2 separate regions of the Homo sapiens genome follow, and region 1 is linked to region 2. Evidence: chromatin contacts called from ENCODE Hi-C or POLR2A ChIA-PET data. All regions are on one chromosome and are shown on one strand. The core of a region is the stretch at or near the end of the contact, and the rest is flanking DNA. Distances in the headings are between cores, read along the strand shown. Region 1 holds the start of PAPSS1 (3'-phosphoadenosine 5'-phosphosulfate synthase 1). Region 2 holds the start of CENPE (centromere protein E).

Region 1 (4,632 bases), core at 437-2,936, 4.5 Mb after region 2:
CCACTCACTCTGGACCACAAAGACATATTCACCACTTGGCAAATGTCACAACCCCAACACAAACCATGAACTACCAGAAGGCAAGCAGTAAGTCCCACATTTTTCACCACCATGTCTAGCACAAGTCTCTACATAGAATACGCACCATGTGGCAAATGTTAATAAATAAATGAGTACATAAATGGACAATGTAACAGAAATCATCTGTAAATACCCCAAGTAAGCCAACCTTATTTCCCTAACCGTGAAACACCTTAAGGTAAGAGAAGCGAAACTGAGTCTGAGTTTCAAGGCAGTGGTTTCACCGCACATTCAAATTCATGATCTGTCTTCTTTGTTCATCAAAACAATCCCGTGAAGTACATACTATTATACCCTTAAGTCAACTGAGGTTCGAAAAAGTAAAGTGACTCTCCTCAAGATCACACAGCTAGTAAATGGCAAAGCTGGGATGAGAGACCAGGCCAGGAGTCCAGCGCTCTTTCCACTGTTCTAATTCATCTTTTAAATCTCCTTCCCCTCCTTACCATCTATAGAGTTAAATAAAAGGAGAGAGGAATCAGTAAACAACTCATGATAACAATAACAACAGATGTGGTAAATTAATGACTTCCAAAGAACATTTGCCTGAAATTGCTTGTTTTTTTTTTCTTTGATTCATCTAGGGCAAGTAACGTTTTGGGAGACATTGCATTTAAACCTTATTATTCCATTGGACTGTGAAATAACGTTTCCGTCTAAACTTAAACCAGTGCCTTTCCAGACTCCAAAGATGGGCCCTTCCCTGCTGCACACTTACAAAGGAAGATAAGGCTCTTTCTCATCACAGAGAAATTAAGGAAGTAAGCAACGTTATGAGGACACAGCACTTTACAAAGTCAACTGGCAGTCATTACTAAACGTTATAAAGGACTGGTCCCATACCTGACTGTCACCAGGAATGGAGTCTTCCAAACTCCTACTTGTTAAACATTCCGATTTAACACAGAGACACAAAGAACCTCAGTTCAGGGCAGTCTCAACTCATGAATGACCACATTGTTGGGTACTCTCCTTTCACACTGAAACTCAGAAATGGAAAGACACGGAGATGGACCCAAACCTGGGCCAACCGCACTGGCAGAGCCAAGAAAAACCAAGAACGCGTCGAAGGCGCCCGCCTCCGCCTTCTCTGCACATCTTCAGGCCACTCCAAGGTATGCAGGAAGCTCCTGTTTCTGCAGCCGCAGGTTTCAGCACCCGGAGGTTTCAGCAAGCGCCAGTTCACGGGTGAAGGATTTTCCTGGGGGTCTTACCTGAGCGGAGGCGCTGGGGAGGGGGGGCGTTCTTCCCACGAACGGTGGCTCGGACCGCACGCTGCGCCAAGCTAGGGCGAGATCCCCACCCTGCGCCGCGCCCCTCTGCCTCGCAACCACCCACGGCCCCAGCCGGGAGGCGCCGCAGCCCCGGAACCCACCTCCGCGCTCCTGGAAGGATGGATGCGGAGGAGGCGGGAGAGAGGCGGCGGCTCCGGAACGAGCTGCTCCCACAGCCCCTCCGCTCCTCGCCGTCTCGCCTTCGTCCCCAGCTTACCCAGTTCTGCGCGTTATTGCTCAGTTTGACTTTCTTGCACAGGCTCCCGGGGATCTCCATGACCGCGGAGCGCGCTGAGCAGCCGGGGTTCTCTGCGCCGGGAGGGTAGCAAGAGGAGGGCAGGCCAGCGAGCGGGGCGGGGCTGGAGGGCGGGGCCTCCTCGCGTCGGAGCGGGCGCGCGCTGACTTAAGCACGCGCCCGTGCTCGTGGCCTGGGTTGCGCGGCGCATGCGGCGCGCCTCGGAAATGGGTCCGGGGCAGAGGTCTGTGGGGAAGGGCGAAACGCCGGGATAGAACCGGAGGTAGAAGCTGGGGGCGGAGCTTCAGCGCTCGCGCCGGCGCGGGCGCGCACGGCGCTCCTCCTTCCAGATCCCGATGAAGGGGCGGGGCCTGGAATGCAGTCGTGGAACCTCAGGTGCCTCTGCGGCACCGAGCCTAGCTCTGAGCTAACGCAGATCTCTAAGAGCGAGTACCAGCCGCCGGGAGAAAGGCAAGGGGAGTGCGCGGCTCGCCGCGCGCGGCACTCCCTCAGCAGAGGCTGATTGGGAGGACGCTGACGCGGCCTCTTGCACCTGTGGCTACTCCTCCACAGACCTGGCTGCCGACCTCCTGTCTGCCCCTTCTGTGCCCATGTCACCCTGGCCAAATGTTTTAAATGTTTTACAGCTTTGCAAAGGGAAGAATTGATTTACCGAACAGCTCATTCTCCACATTAAAATTCTACTCAAGACACAATTTTTTTTCTTTTTTTGAGACGGAGTCTTGCTCTGTCGCCCAGGCTGGAGTGCAGTAGTAGGATCTCGGCTCACCGCAACCTCTGCCTCCCGGGTTCAAGCGATTCTCCTGCCTCAGCCTCCCGAGTAGCTGGGACTACAGGCGTGTGCCACCACGCCCGGCTAATTTTTGTATTTTTAGTAGAGACGGGGTTTCACTATGTTGGCCAGGCTGGTCTCGAATTCCTGACCTCATGATCCGCCCGCCTCAGCTTCCCAAAGTGCTGGGATTCCAGGCGTGAGCGACAGCGCCTGGCCTCAAGACACAGTTTTTAAAAAGATATAATAAAAGCCCGATTTCTTGACATCAATAATTAATATCTCAACCTGGATTAGTGATTACTTATAAGGTGCCTCCCTCTCCGCTAGGAGACCCCACTTCGCATCAGATTTCTGTGCAGTGCTTCTTACCGACCTACACCGGAAAGGGGCTTCTGTATTATTAAGAGCTACTCAGGAAATACCTAGAGGACTGAAATCCAGGACCGGGGAGGCCGCAGGTAACCCCGAATAGAACTCCCGCCTACGGAGGACATTTTCAAATTCACCTAATTATTCCAGGGCTAGTTCGTAGGAGGATGGGCTGGGGGCATGACAGAGTTTCCTCCAGGAGTTATCTTCCCCACACCCCCCATAACTCTGAGTTCTCTTTTCCGCAGCTTGCCCCTGGCACCAAAAGAGTTGCTTGCAGCTCTGCCCCCCTGTGACACAGCCGCCCTCCGCCCCTGACCCCGCCCATCACCAAGACCTGAGACTGCTGCCTGTTAGTGACTAGCAAATTAGCCCCCATCACCAAGACCTGAGGCTGCTGCTGCTGCCTGTTAGTGACTAGCAAATCAGCCCCCATCACCAAGACCTGAGGCTGCTGCCTGTTAGTGACTAGCAAATCAGCCCTCCATCTATTTGCCCCACTGCTACTGTCTTAAATTAGGCCTCCCCTATATCCAGCCTGAGTTATCATTAAGCCCGTTCACTGGACATCCTCCCAGCTGTGCAGCCGCTCTCCACATCCCCGCCACACACCCCATTCTTGCACCTGCTGTCAGAGCGGTATTTCTGAAACAGAAATCTGATCTTGTTACTTGACTACTTAAAATGTGAATGGTTCCCTTCAGCTTTTTTTCTAGGGAATTTTCAATCTGGGGTTCATACATAGAACTGAATTTCAATATAATTTCAAATTCTGCCAATAACAGGAATGAGCTTGGAAGAAGATCTCAAGCTTCATATGAGAAAATAGGGCCACATCTGAAGTTAGCCATTGCTCTGAGTTCTGGTTCTTATTAGAGGGAAATGGTATTTAGATATAACGATCTGGCTCTAGGAGTGCTCACTGCTGTGAGTTTGACCTTATTTCTAGTAAAAGACTTTTTTTAAGGTAAAATATATCATAAGTTTACATTGATACTGTCCATCCAAATTCATGATTCCAGATATGGGTCATGCAAATGAGCCAGAAACATCAAACAGGAAACATAACAAAAAACTGTCAAAAGCTACTCGGATTATGTCAAAAGGACTCAGAAACCAATTTAAAGAAATTTTTCCATGTCAAAGATGGGAGAATTAAAGCACTAAATGGACTAGAACTACAAAATATTAAAACATATCAAATATGTTTAAATCTAGGTGTTTGTAATGATGATGATTTTAAAAAAAATTATTGTCACTCTTAGAGAATGCTAGGAAACCAACTCATTATTTTGAAAACTGGTAAATAAAGGGGATGAATTAAGCATTTACTCTGCTTTCCCTGGACTGTCTGGGACCCAAAAAATTGATAAAGAGAAGTTTCTCTTTACAGAAGTACCACTAATAAATAAAGAAGAAATGATATCATTTTAATATCACCACTTTTCATTTTCTACTGAAATAATGGATAAAGACAATGATCCTCTGTATTAGTCAGGGTTCCCTTAGAGGGACAGAACTAATAGGATATATACATATGAATGGGAGTTTATTAAGTATTAACTTACACAATCACAAGGTCCTACAATAGGCTGCCTGCAAGCTGAGGAGCAAGGAGAGCCAGTCTAAGTCCCAAAACTGAACAACTTGGAGTCCGATGTTCAAGGGCAGGAAGCATCCAGCACAAGAGAAAGATGTAGGCTGGGAGGCTAGGCCTATCTTGCCTCTTCACGTTTTTCTGCCTGCTTTATATTCCCTGTTAGCGGTTTAGGTGGTGCCAACTCAATTAAGGGTGGATCTGCCTTCCCCAGCCCACTGACTCAAATGTTAATCTCCTTGGGTAACAACCTGACAATGATCAATATTGCATCTTTCAA
Region 2 (4,760 bases), core at 1,929-4,428:
TAAATCTGTAATGGTTTCATTGTATATTTCCATGTAAGATACACGTAAGAGAAATTCCCTATCAGGAAACTAGAAGAAAAAAAATTATATAAAAACACCAGGAAGCATCCAATTGTGAAAACCTAATGCTAAATGCTCATGTGCTTAAAGAGGTAAAATGTATGTAAAACAAACTAAGAAACCCCTTGGTTCTACTGTTGACAAAATAATGAACACAAAAATATAAAAGCATCGTTACAGAAATAATGAAAAGTGAAGTACCATAAAGCTGGGAGAACACCAACTCTAGGCTCAAACTCTAGGCTCAAAATAAAACCCTCTCAAAAGATGTTCTTATTTTAATAAAAATGCTAATTTGAAACCAACTAACTCGGTTGCCTATTCTGGCTTTCTGCTTCCCTTCTTTTTTTACCTACATCCACTTTCTACTGTTCCTTTATAATCACTGATAGTTAAATGGTTAGGTGGAGCTAACCATTCTGATAACATTTTCTTGTTCCTTAATGCCTACTTTTTGTTGAGAGTATTATTGTTGCAGAATTCAAGAGAAAGAATAAAAGAACTTTAAGCTTTATAAAGTAAGTTGTGGAGATAAAAGTGAATCTATGCTATGCCTTTCTTCTTTCCCCATGGATAATCAAACAATAACTGTAAATCTACTTCCTTTCATCTTTACAAGAGAAATACACTAAGACTGGTACCCAGTTTTTACTAGTTTTACCTGTACGTACTAGAAATCCAGTTAAGTTACTTACCTTCTTAATTTTTTGGAAAATGTCATGAATTGCCCTGGGTATAACTCCCAAATGATCTTCTGAACCCATCATGGTATATGTTTTTCCTGAAGCAGTCTGTCCATAGGCAAATATAGTACCTGCAAAAAACAAAACACACATACGCAAAGATTAAAAACAAACCTATAATGGGTAAAACTATGCATGCTTGTTGCACAGACGCCCAAGACTAAAATGTTTCTGCAGCATTGAGTGAATACAAACCATTGTAGCCTTGTATGGCAGAATCGATGATTGGTGCTGCTATTTCTTCATACACATTTTTGGTAGTTTCATTACCATGAAAGACACGATCTAAACAACAACAACAACAACAACAACACAGAAGTTAAATCAAATGAGTCCACTGTGTTTTCATTCCAAATTAGTAATTATTCCCAAAAGTAAAACTGTCAGAATGTAGGATGATCAACTATTTAAGACACAGTATTTTTTTCAACTTTTTGGTTCTCTGAAAATACCCTTCCCTAAGGTAAAATGAGTTCATTTTCACACACAAAAAATACACTACAAGTCAACTTTTCTATGTTCTTTCAAGAGGCAATAAGGTATAGTGTTTGCACATGGGGGTCTGGAATCTACCTAGATGCAAATTAGATAACTGTGATTATAACTGTTTTAAATGCCAATTGGTTACCTTACTTAAATACATGATGGATAAACAATTTTGTTTCCAGTGAAGCAGTTTATAGAAGGCTTAGTCTAATCTTTAGTGACAAATCTAATATTATTGATAAGCCTTTTGTACTTTTAATAGCAAAAGGATAACAAGGTAACTTTTGATGCTATTATAAGCTTACCAAAATTGAAGGATTTACTTCCATCAACTTGATAAATGACATTATTGTCAGTTTTCCAGTAAACTTGGGCAGTTTCTCCAAGTGATTCTTCTCTAAAAGAATAAAAACACCGCATTTTAACCAGTCATAAAAGTCATGTCATAGGAGGAATAATTGAAAAGATTTCACCTGCTAAAGAATATTTTGAAAGATAGTAACATAAGAGAATGACAGAAAGTCCATCTTTGAGGATTCAACTCTTAAATGGAGCTTCAGTGACCTTCTGCCGCCTCAAAAGTGTTTTCTTGTGAAGGCTTTCATTCTCACCCTCTCCCCCAGTACTGGTAAACAAAGGGATGGATTCAAAATGCAACTCTGATTATGTCTGTCTTGCTTAAAATTCTTAAAACCTTTTGGAAACTTATGAAATCCTCAGCAGGGCACGAGTCCTAGATCATGTCATTTCTCTCTTCCATTTTCCTCTGAATTCCTAGATACATCCTAAGCTCTACCTGAAGGTCTTCCCCAAATGACAGATGTAACCTCTCTGTGCCTGGAATACTCTGACTTCCCTTTCCATTAAGTAACATAGGGATTATTTCACTCATGAAAAGCGTCAAGACTTTTCTGACACCAGTTCACCCCACGGGAAGCTTTCGTCTCTGATGGGCTAATAACTCCTCTAGCAAACATTCTCTACCTGCCCATCATAACACTTGTCAAAAGGTATCCTAATGGTTTCTTTATGTAGCCGTTTAAGGCATTAGATAATGAGCTCCTCAAAAATAGGAAATTCCTGATCTTGGTATTTGCATTTATTAAACCCCGTGTTCAATAAAAATTTCTCACACACACAAAGTGTTAGCATTTCGGGTCGAGGGCCAGAAGCTAGTGAAGCAAACCGATTTCATTTATTCCTCTTCCTGCTTTTTCTCCCTAGCACTTATTACCTACATATCACCACTTAACATCCTACATTTTCAACTTTACTTTCTGTCTCGTCCCATTAGAATGGAAGAGCCACTGGGCAATGACGGGAGTGTCTGTGTTGTACAAAGTCACTAAAAAAAAATTGATAAATATTTGTAGAATGATCTTGAGTGACGATTGAATGTAATGTGACAAGACAGACTAGCCCTTGTCTTCAGAGGGTCTGGAGACAGCAGTTAGGTGTAAAATGACTAACTGTGATGAGGGCCAGGAAGGCACGGTCCCATACGACTTCTCTAGGCGGGGAATGGGGCAGGGAGGAGCAGATGCCGCAAGGCAGAGCAGCACAGAAGGGAAGGTCTGTATGTCAGCGAGACTGAGTTAAATTTAAGTGAATCTCGCAGCTGGAAAGTATCTTCTAGATCTCCGATCCTCCCCTGTCACTTTACAGACCCTGAAACGATGGCCAGCAGCCGAGTCACTAGACAGCAGAGCCGGGAAGCAGCGGCTCCTGGAAACATCGTAGGCCTCGCCCCTCCGGCTCAGGGCGGCGCCGCAGGCCCAGCGGGCACCGGGCCGTGGTGTGGCCCCCCTACCTGCTGTTCAGCGGCCGCACTCGCACGCAGACGGCCACGGCTCCTTCCTCCGCCATCCTATCAGGCTGAACTGGTCCCAGGAAAATGGCCAGGACCCTCCGCGGCCGGCACTTCAGGGCTCACAGGCCGCCCCGCCTTTAAATTTAAAATTTCCCAAACGCCGCATCTGATTGAGCCGTGGCCTCGTGACGTCATGGGCCATTCCACGTGCGGAGCAGCGCGGGGGACGCAAGGCGGGCGGCGTGACCACTGCTAAACAGGAGAGGGGATTTAAAGGGCCCAGCAGAGAGTCGGAGGAGAGGGCCGAAGGGAGGGGCTCCCAGGAGTGGGCAGAGAGTGGTGGTCCTGGAATACCAGAATACTATTATCTGCCAAAAGCTAGCGAACGTCATCCTCCACCCCATCCTTAAAAAGTTTGGAACCTGTAGACGAAACTAGGTAGAGATACATGTATTTTTCACTACCCAAACAGAATTGCCGTCTTTTAAAGAAACTGCACCAACAGTTTAAAATAAACTTTCAACAGCAAGAGTTGAAATTCGCTGTCCAGTCCAGAAACGTGACAAGCCTGTTGTGCGCCTTAGAAAATCTGAGTTTAGGCTTTTCTCCTGTTTCTCTCTCTCTGTAACTCGTTTCCATTAGCTGTGGCTTCCTCAGAGGTTGAATTAGGGAAAATAAATACCGAGGACTGAAAAACTCATTGAGTAATGGGTTGATACTTTTTTTTTCTTCTTTTTTTTGGAAACGGAGTCTCGCTCTGTCACCCCAGGCTGGAGTGCAGTGGTGCTTATCTCTGCTCATTGCAGCCTCCACCTCCTGCATTCAAGTGATTCTCCTGCCTCAGCCTCCCCAGTAGCTGGGATTACAAGGTGCCCGCCACCACGCCCAGGTAATTTTTGTATTTTTAGTAGAGACGGGGCTTCGCCATGTTGGCAAGGCTGGTCTCAAAGTCCTGACCTCAGGTGATCCACTTGCCTCGGTCTCCAAAAGTGCTGGGATTAAAGGCGTGAGCCACCGCTCCTGGCCTGGTTTGTTACTTTTATTAACTAAGAGGGAAAGCTATTCTAAATACAGTGATTTTTTCCCAAAAATAATGCTTATTTTCCCTTTCTTCTCTCTCTCTCTTTTTTTTTTTTTTTTTTTTTTAAATAAACATGAGTTCTTGCTTTGTCACCTAGGCTAGAGTGCAGTAGGCTGAACACAGCTCACTGCAGGCTCAACTCCTGGCCTCAGCCCAAGTGGGGTTCCCACCTTAACCTCCTGAGTAGCTTGGATTACAGGCACATCACAAGCCCAGATAATTTTTAAATTTTTTTGTAGAGACGGGGTGGTGGGGGGATTAGGGTAGGGAGTGGGGTCTCACAGTGTTGCCTAGGCAGGTCTTGAACTCCTAGGCTCAAGCAATCCTCCTTGCCTTGGCCTCCCAAAGTGCTGGGATTACAAGCATGAGCCATCGTGCCTGGCCTAGCTTTTTATGTGTACTTTAGAAAGCTATCCAAGATGTTTCATTTATTAAGAGAAATTCAAGGTGCACGGTTATGTACACAGAATATGTCTGGATATACATACATAATTTTTGGAAAGATACACAGAATATGCCTAATTTCCTTGCAGAGTGAGGACTGAGTTAGATGGTAGACTGAGTTAGATGAAAGTAGTTT

Evidence for each region. Hi-C counts contacts between places; a loop is a spot of excess contacts on that map. ChIA-PET counts read pairs that join two places held with the same protein, here RNA polymerase II (POLR2A). Pooled maps may share reads with other maps.
Region 1: a map of CD8-positive, alpha-beta T cell shows a loop between it and region 2 (10-fold over the local background). The contact joins the promoter of PAPSS1 here to the promoter of CENPE in region 2. A Hi-C loop is called at or near these places in 1 of 168 maps with a recorded cell type or tissue (CD8-positive, alpha-beta T cell) and 9 of 50 pooled maps. POLR2A ChIA-PET finds 5 or more read pairs at or near these places in 1 of 52 experiments (T-cell).

Annotation. Positions count from the first base shown.
Region 1 is chr4:107,718,548-107,723,179 of GRCh38, forward strand. It overlaps PAPSS1 (3'-phosphoadenosine 5'-phosphosulfate synthase 1), which reads right to left and starts at 1,687. Exons shown (of 12, transcript NM_005443.5): 1 at 1,573-1,687. The coding sequence starts at 1,632. RefSeq lists enhancers at 940-999, 2,990-3,139 and a silencer at 1,630-1,879.
Region 2 is chr4:103,195,165-103,199,924 of GRCh38, forward strand. CENPE (centromere protein E) reads right to left here and starts at 3,179. Exons shown (of 49, transcript NM_001813.3): 1 at 3,100-3,179; 2 at 1,595-1,686; 3 at 999-1,088; 4 at 756-874; 5 at 1-69. The coding sequence starts at 3,155. RefSeq lists an enhancer at 3,041-3,595.